2 separate regions of the Homo sapiens genome follow, and region 2 is linked to region 1. A link is a contact called in ENCODE POLR2A ChIA-PET data. All regions are on one chromosome and are shown on one strand. The core of a region is the stretch at or near the end of the contact, and the rest is flanking DNA. Distances in the headings are between cores, read along the strand shown. Region 1 holds the start of LUC7L3 (LUC7 like 3 pre-mRNA splicing factor). Region 2 holds the start of SMARCD2 (SWI/SNF related BAF chromatin remodeling complex subunit D2).

What was found. ChIA-PET counts read pairs that join two places held with the same protein, here RNA polymerase II (POLR2A).
Region 2: POLR2A ChIA-PET joins it to region 1 with 19 read pairs in naive thymus-derived CD4-positive, alpha-beta T cell. The contact joins the promoter of SMARCD2 here to the promoter of LUC7L3 in region 1. POLR2A ChIA-PET finds 5 or more read pairs at or near these places in 2 of 52 experiments (activated B cell and naive thymus-derived CD4-positive, alpha-beta T cell).

What each region holds. Positions count from the first base shown.
Region 1 is chr17:50,715,490-50,721,195 of GRCh38, reverse strand. It overlaps LUC7L3 (LUC7 like 3 pre-mRNA splicing factor), which reads right to left and starts at 1,593. Exons shown (of 10, transcript NM_016424.5): 1 at 1,365-1,593. The coding sequence starts at 1,463. RefSeq lists silencers at 1,257-1,316, 1,657-1,886 and an enhancer at 1,487-1,626.
Region 2 is chr17:63,840,367-63,845,661 of GRCh38, reverse strand. SMARCD2 (SWI/SNF related BAF chromatin remodeling complex subunit D2) reads left to right here and starts at 2,977. Exons shown (of 13, transcript NM_001098426.2): 1 at 2,977-3,203. The coding sequence starts at 2,988. RefSeq lists a cis regulatory region at 986-1,375, silencers at 2,485-2,654, 3,025-3,254 and an enhancer at 3,975-4,054.

The DNA of each region.
Region 1 (5,706 bases), core at 344-2,843:
TTTTGGTTTTTTACCTTACTTAGGATTTTGAGCGTTATTCCTAACACATTTGCAAAGTTTAGACTGAAAGGTTACAGAGTCAGGTAGTTAAAAAAAAAAAAAGTTACTTCGCTATAACAAAGATGCCTACAAAAGAAAGATGGTCAAGGTAAGCAGTTCCTTAGTCTCCTATTGTGACAAATGGTCGGGGGGATGGGGAGCCTAAATGTTAAAAACAAAAAACCCACCTCTTAAAAACAATAAATTCTACTCTAAGAATGTTTCATACTACTTTGGAATCAGTTAGCACCCCAACACAACTTGAGCCAAACTTACTCTTTCTTAAAGTCCTAAAAGGAGTCATCTAGCACCAACTTGCTTTCCTACACTGCAAAAAAGAAATTTTACCTTAACCAAAGCCTACGTTTAAAAAGAGTAAGAAAACAGTTTTCTAAAGAAGCATGCATTACCTGAACTATTCCTTCCTATTTTGATTAGCAATTGTTTTAAAATTAGCATGTTAGATTATAACCTCAAAGTAAAATTAAATTCTGTATCTATTCTCCAGATAAGACCTAAAGTAAACATTACACTGCATGTTCAAAACTAGATCAAAACACTTGAAATGCTACAGTAGGTGCAGAGAACCAGTTTCATAGGATTGTGGAAAGCTAACAGAACTACAAAGATTAGTTTCCTCAGTTGCCAAGACTTTGGGTGAGCCTTTTTAAGTCTCACCAGTGAAACTGGGGTTATAATATTTACCTTTACTCCCCGGGCTAAGAGCATCAAATGAGTTTTATGTGGAAGAAAAAACCTTGACAGCTGCCTCTATAAGGGACTTCTTAGAATACTGTTAACGAACAATACTTGTAAATCATCACGGTAAACCCTAACAAGTAAACGACTTCTTTTACATTTCTATTTCCCCGTATAAGCGTCATGCTGTAATTACTTAAATAAAATACCGCCACGATTTTTACCATGAATCCTGGTCAGAAATTTTAGTCTAAATACGACGTTCAACCCAAACTATAGAAAAATGTGCCCTTCTCCCTATTTCATAATGAGGTGAAACCTCGGAGCCGCTAGATTTAATAAGACGCTGCTATCCTTCTTTCCCGCGTTTCCCCGCCTCATCAAGGTGCTTTTCAATTATGCCAAGGGCTCTCCCGGACCCCCTTGATACTAGAACAACAAAACCAAATCACCCCCATCCCCGGGTCCGGACAGCATCCTCCCTCCTGGCTCCATGGGCACCGGGTCAGACGCTCGACCCCGGGTGCGGCCCTGGCCACATCGCGCCGCGGCCAGGAGGGCCACAGCCCGCGCCCGCTCCCCTCCCCCACGGAGCCCGGGCTCAGGCCAAGGCCCGCGGGACTTACGCTCTCGTGGTCCCACCGCACGTTGCTGCGCTTCTCGTCCGGGGCTAGGTTTCGGTCCCGGCCCATTAACTCATCCAACAACTGCGCGGCCGAAATCATGGTGCTTCCTTCGGGCGGCTGTTCCCACCAGCCCAGGCACCCGCCAACGAAAACACGGGCGACACCGTCGCCAATCTCCTCGGCCCGCTCTCAGGCCGAAATCCCTCCTACACACAGGAGCCGACAAGACAAAATGGCCGCCGCGCGGACGCCTTCCCAGCATGCCGTGCGCCCGTGGGACACGCCCAGGCCCGGGCGGAGAGGGCGAGCTCGGCTTCCGCCGTCCGGGGGCGGGGCCCGCGGAGGCCGGGTAGGGACTCCGCCCCTGTCTAGAGGCCGCGGGGACGGGTAGCCTCTGCCCGCGCGCCTCCCCAAGCGCCCGGTTTTCCCGAGCTTCTTCACGGTGAGAAATTGGAGCCTAGGTCTTGAAGCCTGGACACCGCTTCAAAATGGAGAAAGTGTCTCCTTTAGTCCACGTGGTGCACATGGTGCCTCATGCAGCGGAGGAAACTGAAGATTACGGCTTCCGACTCCATTTTCCTAGTCGCTGTGCTCACGCCTCTTGCACCTGGCTTTGTCCTCCCGCCCTGAGTCTCCTGATTAACAGGATGGGAAATCGAGGCAAGAAGAGACAAGGCGGCTTCTAAAATACGGGGATTCAGTCCTACACCAAATGTCTCCCAGTGTGGAATTTTTTAAAAAGATATTGATCCAGTAGGCCAGGTGAGGTGGCTCACGCCTGTAATCACAGCACTTTGGGAGGCCGAAGCGGGCGGATCACCTGAGGTCGGGAGTTCGAGATCAGCCTGACCAACATGGAGAAACCCCGTCTCCACTAAAAATACAAAATTAGGTTGGCGTGGTGGCGCATGCCTGTAATCCCAACTACTCAGGGGGCTGAGGCTGGAGAATCGCTTGAACCCGGGAGGCGGAGGTCGCGGTGAGCCGAGATCGCGCCATTGCACTCCAGTCTGGACAACAAGAGCAAAACTCCATCTCAAAAAAAAAAAAAAAAAAAAAAAAAATATATATATATATATATATATATATACACACACACACACACACACACATACACACACACACACACACATATATATAGATAGGTAGATCCATTTATTCAACAAATGGTATGTGCCAGGCACTGTGCTTAAAGCTAAACTCAGAACCTTTCAGACAGTCCATGCTCCCGCAGACCTGTGCATTGGCGAGGGGAGATAATCGCTGAAGAAATAAAGTCACAAATATATCAACGTATGTTGGGATAATGCTTTAGCACAGTTAAGGGTATGGTCTCTAAAGCCAGATTGCCTGGGTTCGTAATCCCAGCTCTGCCGCTCTGTGCCTTTGTTTCCTTTTCTGTAAAATGGGGTTTACAATAGTCCTCCCCCGGCCCCCAGCCACGATGCTATTGTGAAGATTAAATGAGTTTATACAATGTAAGGCACTACACATTGATAACAAGCCCAACACTTTTATTTTTGGGGGGACTGGGTCTGGCCCTGTCACCCAGGCTGGAGTGCAATGGCACGATCTCAGCTCACTGCAGCTTCAACCTCCCGGGCTCAGGCGACCCCCTCGCCTCAACCTCCCCAGTAGCTGGGACTACAGGCGCATGCCACCACGCCCGGCTAAGTTTTTGTATTTTTGGTAGAGACGGGGTTTCGCCAAGTTGCCCAGGCTGGTCTTGAACTCCTGAGCTCAAATAATCCACCCACCTCAGCCTCCCAAAGTGTTGGGATTACAGGCGTGAACCACCGCGCCCGGTCGTGGACACCTCTTTTTAAGAAGGAAAGCAGCAAAATAGGGTGAGAACTCAAAGGAGGTATGGGACATGAAGCCTTTTTTTTTTTTTTTTTTTTTTTTTGAGCTATCGCTCAGGCTGGAGTGCAGTGGTACCATCTTGGCTCACTGCAACCTCTGCCTCCCGGGTTCAAGTTTATCCTGCCGCAGCCTCCTGAGTAGCTGGGATTACAAGCACCCGCCACCACGCCCAGCTAATTTTTGTACTTTTAGTAGAGACGGAGTTTCGCCATGTTGGCCAGGCTGATCTCAAACTCCTGACCTCAGGTGATCCACCTGCCTCGACCTCCCAAAGTTCCCAAAGTGCTGGGATTACAGGCGTGAGCCACCAAGTGGGGCTGGAGCCTTTTTGAAGATAGGAAATTAGAGGCTAGACATGGTGGCTCACGCCATAATCCCACTACTTTAGGGAGGCAGAGGCAGGGAGATAGCTTGAGGCCAGGAGTTTAAGACCTGCCTGGGCAACATAACAAGACGCCATTCTCCACAAAAAGGAAAAAAAAAGAAAAGACCAAAAAAAAAAAAACCCCAAACGTAGGAAATGAGAGAATGTTTAATGTTGGGGATATTCCAGTAGAGAGGTGGAAAATAAAAGAAGGGGATAGTTAATGACTTAAAATCTTAAAAAGGTAACGGGTTGGGTCCTGGCGTGGTGACTCACGCCTGGAATCCTAGCACTTTGGGAGGCAGAGGTGGGTCATTTGAGGTCATGGGTTCGAGACCAGCCTGGCCAACATGGGGAAACCCTGTCTCTACTAAAAACACAAAGGATAGCCAGGCGTGGTGGTGGCGCCTGTGATCTCAGCTACTCGGGAAGCTGAGGCAGGAGCATCGCTTTAAACAGTGGACTGTCAAGAGACTTAGGCTGTAGTGAGCCAAGGTCGCGCCACTGCACTCCAGCCTGGGCAACAGAGTGAGTGAGACTGTGTCTTAAAAAAAAAAAAAAAGTAATGGGTTAGGCTCCAGGGCATATTTGAAACCTCTGGCCTTTGATAGGAGAAAGGATCTTCTCCACTGAAACAAGAAAGAAGAAAATCAATTTACAGATTTAGCAGTGAGATGAGGCAGTTCTCAGCTGTTGGTTACAGTTTTCCCAATGAAGCATTTATTGAGGGCTCTCCACTGTTACTACCACCAAAAAAAAAAAGGCCGGCCACAGTGGCTCACACCTGCAATCCCAGCACTTTGGGAGGCCGAGGCAGACAGATCATGAGGTCAGGAGATCAAGACCATCCTGGCTAACACGGTGAAACCCCGTCTCTACTAAAAATACAAAAAATTAGCCGGGCATGGTGGCGGGCGCCTGTAGTTCCAGCTACTCCAGAAGCTGAGGCAGGAGAATGGCATGAACCCGGGAGGCGGAGCTTGCAGTGCGTCGAGATTGCACCACTGTACTCCAGCCTGGATGACAGACTGAGACTCCGTCTAAAAAAAAAAAAACTGAACCACAAACAAACAGGACTGCACACATCATGAACCGCAAACACACAACCAGATTGCAAAATTACAGTTCCTGCCCATCACAGGTTCTTAATCTAATTATCTCATTCATTCCACAAACTATAATGGTGCATGTGCTCTTTGCCAGGACCTGGGTTACTGGCTGGGAATACAAAGACAGACGTATAAAACCTGGTTCTCCAGGAGCTCCTGACCTATGGGAGACAAATATGTCACAACTACAATTTGGTCTTGAAATGAAAATACTTGGCCCAGCCATGGTGGCTCACACCTGTAATCCCAGCTCTTTGGGAGGCCGAGGCAGGCGGATTGCTTGAGCCCAGGAGTTTGAGACCAGCTGGGCAACATAGCAAAATCCTGCCTCTGCAAAAAATACAAAAAATTAGCTGGATGTGGTGGTACATCCCTGTAGTCCCAGCTACTCACGAGGCTGAGGTAAGAGGATCACTTGAGCCCAGGAAGTCGAGGCTGCAGTGAGACATGGTTGCACCACTGCACTCCAGCCTGGGCAATGGAGTGACACCCTGTCTCAAAAAGAAAGTATTAAATGCCTTTGAATCACAGAGGTGAGAGCGCCTGGCCCTGTCATACACCAGGCAAGTCTTACTCTACAACTCTCTTTTTTCTAAAGTCTGAGGACAAGCCACAGTTCAGTGTGCATTACCACTACAGATAATGAATTGCTTCATTCATCCTTCATTAATGCAGTGAGCCCCAGTGTGATCTGTATCAGATTCTCTGCTATGTCTTGGGATCCAGAGGTAAAAGTAGTCTTTCTTAACAGGTCACAAAGCCCATTTTACAGATAATTTTGATGGATTACAGGAGTTGGCTATTTCCCAATGATGGAATGGGAAATGACTTAATCTTATCGGCTAGTGGTGTCCAGACCCCATTCCATACCTGTTACTAATAGAAAATGTTACGGGCTTCGGGCACAGTGGCTCATGCCTGTAATCCCACCACTTTGGGAGGCCAAGGCAGGTGGATCAGGAGTTCAAGACCAGCCTGGCCAACATAGTGAAACCCATCTCTACTA
Region 2 (5,295 bases), core at 1,728-4,227, about 13 Mb before region 1:
TATTACGTAAATCTCACTTCAATTTAAAAAAATAGCCAGGTGTGGTGTATACCTACTCAGCTATTCAGGAACTATCACTTGAGCCCAGGGGTTTGAGGCCAGCCTGGGCAACCTAGCAAATCACTGTCTTAAAAAAATACAAATTTTAAAATAAAAAGATAAATTGAGAGAGAAAAAGATCCTGCCTTCGTAGAGTTTATATTTTAGTGGGTGAGCCACATCAGACAGTAAATCAGCACACACTTAAGTAATGATGTACTGTGATAATCACTTGGTGGGAAGTAGGGTGTGAGAGAACAGAGAGGCTCTGAGATGGGAAGGGGATGGGTAGTTTGAAAAACTGCAAGGAGACCATCTGGGCCAATGCTTGGAGAGCCAAAGGCAGTGATTTAAAATGAACCCAAGGAGGTAAGCAGGGACCAGGTCCTGCAGAGCCTTAAATGTCACAGGAGGGAGTGTGACATTCAATCTAAGAGCAATGGGGAGCTGGGGAGGGTTTTAAACAAGGGATTGACAGGAACTGAGTTATATTTAACCGTTTGATCTGCTTTATTATTATTGAGACAGTGTCTTACTCTGTCACCCAGGCTGGAGTGCAGTGGCACGATCTCTGCTCACTGCAACCACTGCCTCTTGGGTTCAAGCAATTCTCGTGCCTCAGCCTCCTGAGTAGCTGGGATTACAGGTGTGCACCACCACGCCCAGCTAATTTTTATATTTTTAGTAGAGACATGGTTTCACCATCTTGGCCAGACTGGTCTCGAACTCCTGACTTCAAGTGATCCACTCACCTTGGCCTCCCAAAGTGCTGGGATTACAGGTGTGAGCCACTCCACCCAGCTGATCTGCTTTTAAATGCACTTATTAGCTTGCCCCTTTTCTAGGGTAGAAAAAATCTTGTGTTTTCTGATGCGACCCACTGGGTCGCATCAGAATTACCTAGGAAGCTTATTTTTCAAATACAATACTGAGAGCCATTGGATTGGAGGGGTGGCTGGCGGAGGTATTTTGGAGTAGCTTCCCAGAGGACTCTGATTCTCCACTGCCCCTATCACTTTGAGAATTACTGTTGTTCTAGAAGCTTAAAAGGATTGAAATGGATATTAGCTGCCTTATCATGAACTCTTAACCCACTTTACAGGGATGGGAGGGGCCATGATTCAGTGACTTTAACAATTCCAGTGGCCAGTCCCCAGACTGACAGGTTATCGACTCTTGGGGCAATAGAGTGGGATCTCTAAGTTCAGGAGGTAAGAAAACAGCAGCAGCGGTGTTTATCACTAGAGGCATGAGGAGAACTAATTTCTAAAAAGCACTGGAGAACTATACTGTAAAAAAGATCTGGGGTGCTATGATGCAAGGAAGGAAGTATTACTTGGTTGGGGCTGGAAAAATAAAGCAATTATAGTAAAAAAACTAAAAAAAAAAAAAAGTCTAGATCCCGGCTTCTTGACAGTGTGGTCTGAGAAGCAACAGCATCGCTGGCAGCTTGTTACAAATGCAGAGTCCTGGGCCCTGCCACAATCTGCATTTTTAATAAGAGCCTCGAGTGTTTTTTATGTGCTCATTAAAGTTTAAGCAGCACTGGTCCATATCACGGCGAGGAGATCCAGACCATCAGAGGGTAGGCTCCCTGGCACAGCTGACGCATTTTTGAATACTTTGATACAGCACAGTGTACCTGAAAAGATACTGCATTTTTGAAAATTAAGTGCTATAAATACTGGAGAAAGACCTCTTTTTTTAAACTGCGGGGAGGTTTCTCATAAGCCAAATTTCTTTTGACTAGAAGCATTTTCTGGGGAGTAAAGTACCAGGCTTCCTTAAAGTGAGGCGGAGCCACGTTAAAAATGTGCGGTAGAACTCAGCCTTGGCCAAGTCGACCGTTCACCAGCTGGGTCAAGTCTGGAGCCTCCTAGGTCCCTTGGCAGTTCCGAGCTACCAGCATGAGCTTTTACAGGAAGTTGAGTTGGCTGCTGTTCTGCCCCACAGAGCAGCTGAGTCTTTTTTTTTTTTTTTTTTTTTTTTGATGAGTTTCACTCTTGCCGCCCAGGCTGGAGTGCAGTGGGGCGATCTCGGCTCATTGCAACCTCTGCCTCCAAGGTTCAAGCGATTCTCCTGCCTCAGCCTGCCGAGTAGCTTGGATTACAGGCGCCCGTCACCACACTCGGCTAATTTTTGTATTTTTAGTAGAGACGGGGTTTTCACCATGTTGGCCAGGCTGGTCTCGAACTTCTGACCTCAGGGGATCCGCCCGCCTCAGCCTCCCAAAGCGCTGGGATTACAGGCGTGAGCCACAGCTACCGACTCTGAGTTGAGTCTTTAACGCCGAAGATGCAGAAAGGAGACTTGACAAAACTATTTTCGGGGAGTGTGGCCGCGGAATTCGGTGAGGGTGCTATACCGGGAGAGAGTAGTAGCAACGGCTCATTCACTGTGAAGCCCCTAAGTGACCTTAGACCTCTGACCCCGCGCCTCACTCGGCGCTTCCGCGCGCAGCTTCCGCTCCCGCCCCTCCGACGAAAGGCTGGGCCAAAGGTGGGGGGGTGGGGCTCTGAGGTCGGCAGTTAGGGGCGGTGCCCGCTGGGGGCGGGTCTCGCGAGGGGCAGGATTCGAGGAGGCACTCGAGCATTGGGCACCAGGTAGAGGCGGGGCCTAGTGCTGGGCTGGGTTGGGCGGGGCAGGGAGTTCGTAGCCGCCTCTGGGTAACTCGACTCGGGCGGCCAAACCTCCGGAGGCCGGGGACGGAAGGCGGGCCCGCAGCAGATCCTGGATCCGGAATCTCCCGGGCAGGAGCGGAATCTGTCCCGAACCGGGTCTGTGAGGAACTCGCGAACTTGGATTAGGAAATCCCGGAGCCCGGATCGACAAATCCCGGAACCCGGAATTAAGATCGCCAAGTCCCGGATCGCGGAGCACAGAGCACGGAGTGGACTCGACGCGGAGCCCGGAGTCCGGATCGCGGCACCGCGGGACGGGACGGAGCGATGTCGGGCCGAGGCGCGGGCGGGTTCCCGCTGCCCCCGCTAAGCCCTGGCGGCGGCGCCGTGGCTGCGGCCCTGGGAGCGCCGCCTCCCCCCGCGGGACCCGGCATGCTGCCCGGACCGGCGCTCCGGGGACCGGGTCCGGCAGGAGGCGTGGGGGGCCCCGGGGCCGCCGCCTTCCGCCCCATGGGCCCCGCGGGCCCCGCGGCGCAGTACCAGGTGAGCAAGGAGGACGCGAGCGGACGGGGGCGAGAGGCGCTGCGAGGGCGCCCGGGCCGGCGGCTGAAGGGGCCTCGAGTGAGGGCCCTGGGGAATGCATGAGGAACTCCGGGAGACGGTGGAGGGCGGGCCGGGACCCTCGGGCTGCGGCGGGTCGCGGTGGAGAAGTGGGAAGGGGAAGCAGGTTCTGCAGCGGAGGGCTGGAAGCAGCTGGGAGGCCTGGGGGCTTCCGCGGCACAGGGATTCCGAGTGACTGGGAGATGGAGGAGTTTGGGGAGCCAGTGAATTGTGGCGGGTGGGTTGAGAAGTCTAGGGTAGGAGGGCTGGAAAGTGATGAGAAAGTTTGGGAAAGGGCCCTCGCTGAGAAACCGGGGTTACCCTGCATCGGCCTTGGTCCCAGTCCAAGTCTGCCCTGTTTTTTCTGATTGGGAACTGGCGGAGCTCTAGCGTGTCTGAGATGGCTCCCGGCTGCTAATAAGGAGGAAGGAGCCTGGCTTCCCACGGGCACGGGACGCTGAGGCTAGGGCCAGGGGATTCCAGCTTGTGCACGGGCGGACTTTACTCCTGAGGCAGGGCCAGGCGCCTTCGCTGGGAGGACTCCAGCTTAGACCAGAGACGGTGGTGGCCTGGCCTGAGGGGAGGCCCAGCCCAGTCACAGGCCGGCTCTCTTCTGGGCTTTCTGCCTCCTGTCATCGTGTCCGGGAGTTGATTAGTCTGGACGTGCAGAGTGGAGCCCTGCTGGTCTGGGGCCGGAGGAGTCTGCGAGAGTTGCTTCAAAGAGTGCTGTCCTGACCCCTTTGGGGTTTTGAGAGCTGCTCAGATTGCAGCTTCAAAAGCCCTTGCAAAGCAGCGACTTCTGCTCAGTGTGTGAGGACCTCAGCCTGACCCTGCCAGTGCTCTAGTCTGCTGTTCAGGTTGCCCCAGAGGGCTTGGAAACTGTGCCCATCTGCCTTGTCACCCTCTCTGCATTTTTATTTGGCCTTCAGGTTCTAACTCCACCACGTCCGAAGCCATGTGCCCAAGCATTTGACACTGGCTTCTTGCTCATCTACGGGTTTGCTGTGGGCTTCCTCTGTTTTCGACTCATGTCTCCAGGCAGAGGTCCTTAGGGATCCTCGTGGAGTATACACAGCCTACCTGCCCCACTGGGCCCTCACTTCTAAGGAGATGGCTTAACTAGGGACAGTGACTGGATTTTTTTTTCCTTCTTACTCCTCATTCTTCCTCCTTTCTCAAGAGAAAAGAGAGTCTGGGTATGGGCAGAGACAGACCTGGTCCCAGGGATTCCAGCTGGGGCTCATCTCTCCCACCTTGCTGTCCCCGTTGGGGATTCATGGGCCCAGGGTGTTGCTGAGGGCTCCCTGCATCATTCATTGTAGCCCTTGGGCCTGCCCACTGAGACCTGGCCTGGGCACCATCTGTGGGCCTTTGGCCTTGGAAGGACCTGGAACAGACAAGCCGCTCCAGTTTCCTTGGCATGCAAGCCATAGGAAATGTGCCCTTGGGACAGCCCCTGAGAGGATGGATTCCACATGTTTTGGTGGGGGGTGGCCTTGGGCCTGTGGCAAGGCCAAGCTGGCTGGCTGGTTAGGCCTGGGCTGCTAGCTGTGCGGAAGTAGGAGATGGCCCTGAGTCTGGGTTTCCCATCCCACTAGCTTTCCTCCTCCTGGCAGGAGAGGTAGATGGGAAGGAGAACCCAGCCAGCTAACTTTGGCTGAGTTTGAAGAGGATCCTATTTGCCTTCTTTCCAAGTCCAGTTGTATGACTGCCAGGAGAAGGGACTTGAGATCTGGGAAACAAAGGGGTTCCTGTCTGTTAGGGCTCATGAGATGCACTTGAAAAGTGAGAATTTGAGGCCCAAGCTGAGCAAATAGTTGAAAGAAGGGAAGTGATGACCTCCCTTCCTCCAGAGGGTGGTTCTAGCTGTGGATCACAGTTAACAGAGGAACCTAAAAAAAGAAAAAGAAAAGAAAAAAACCTCCAGGGCAGGATATGGTGGGCTCACACCTGTAATCCTAGCACTTTGGGAGGCCCAGACAGAAGGATTACTTGAGACCAGGAGTTCAAGACCAGCCTAAGCAACATAGTGAGA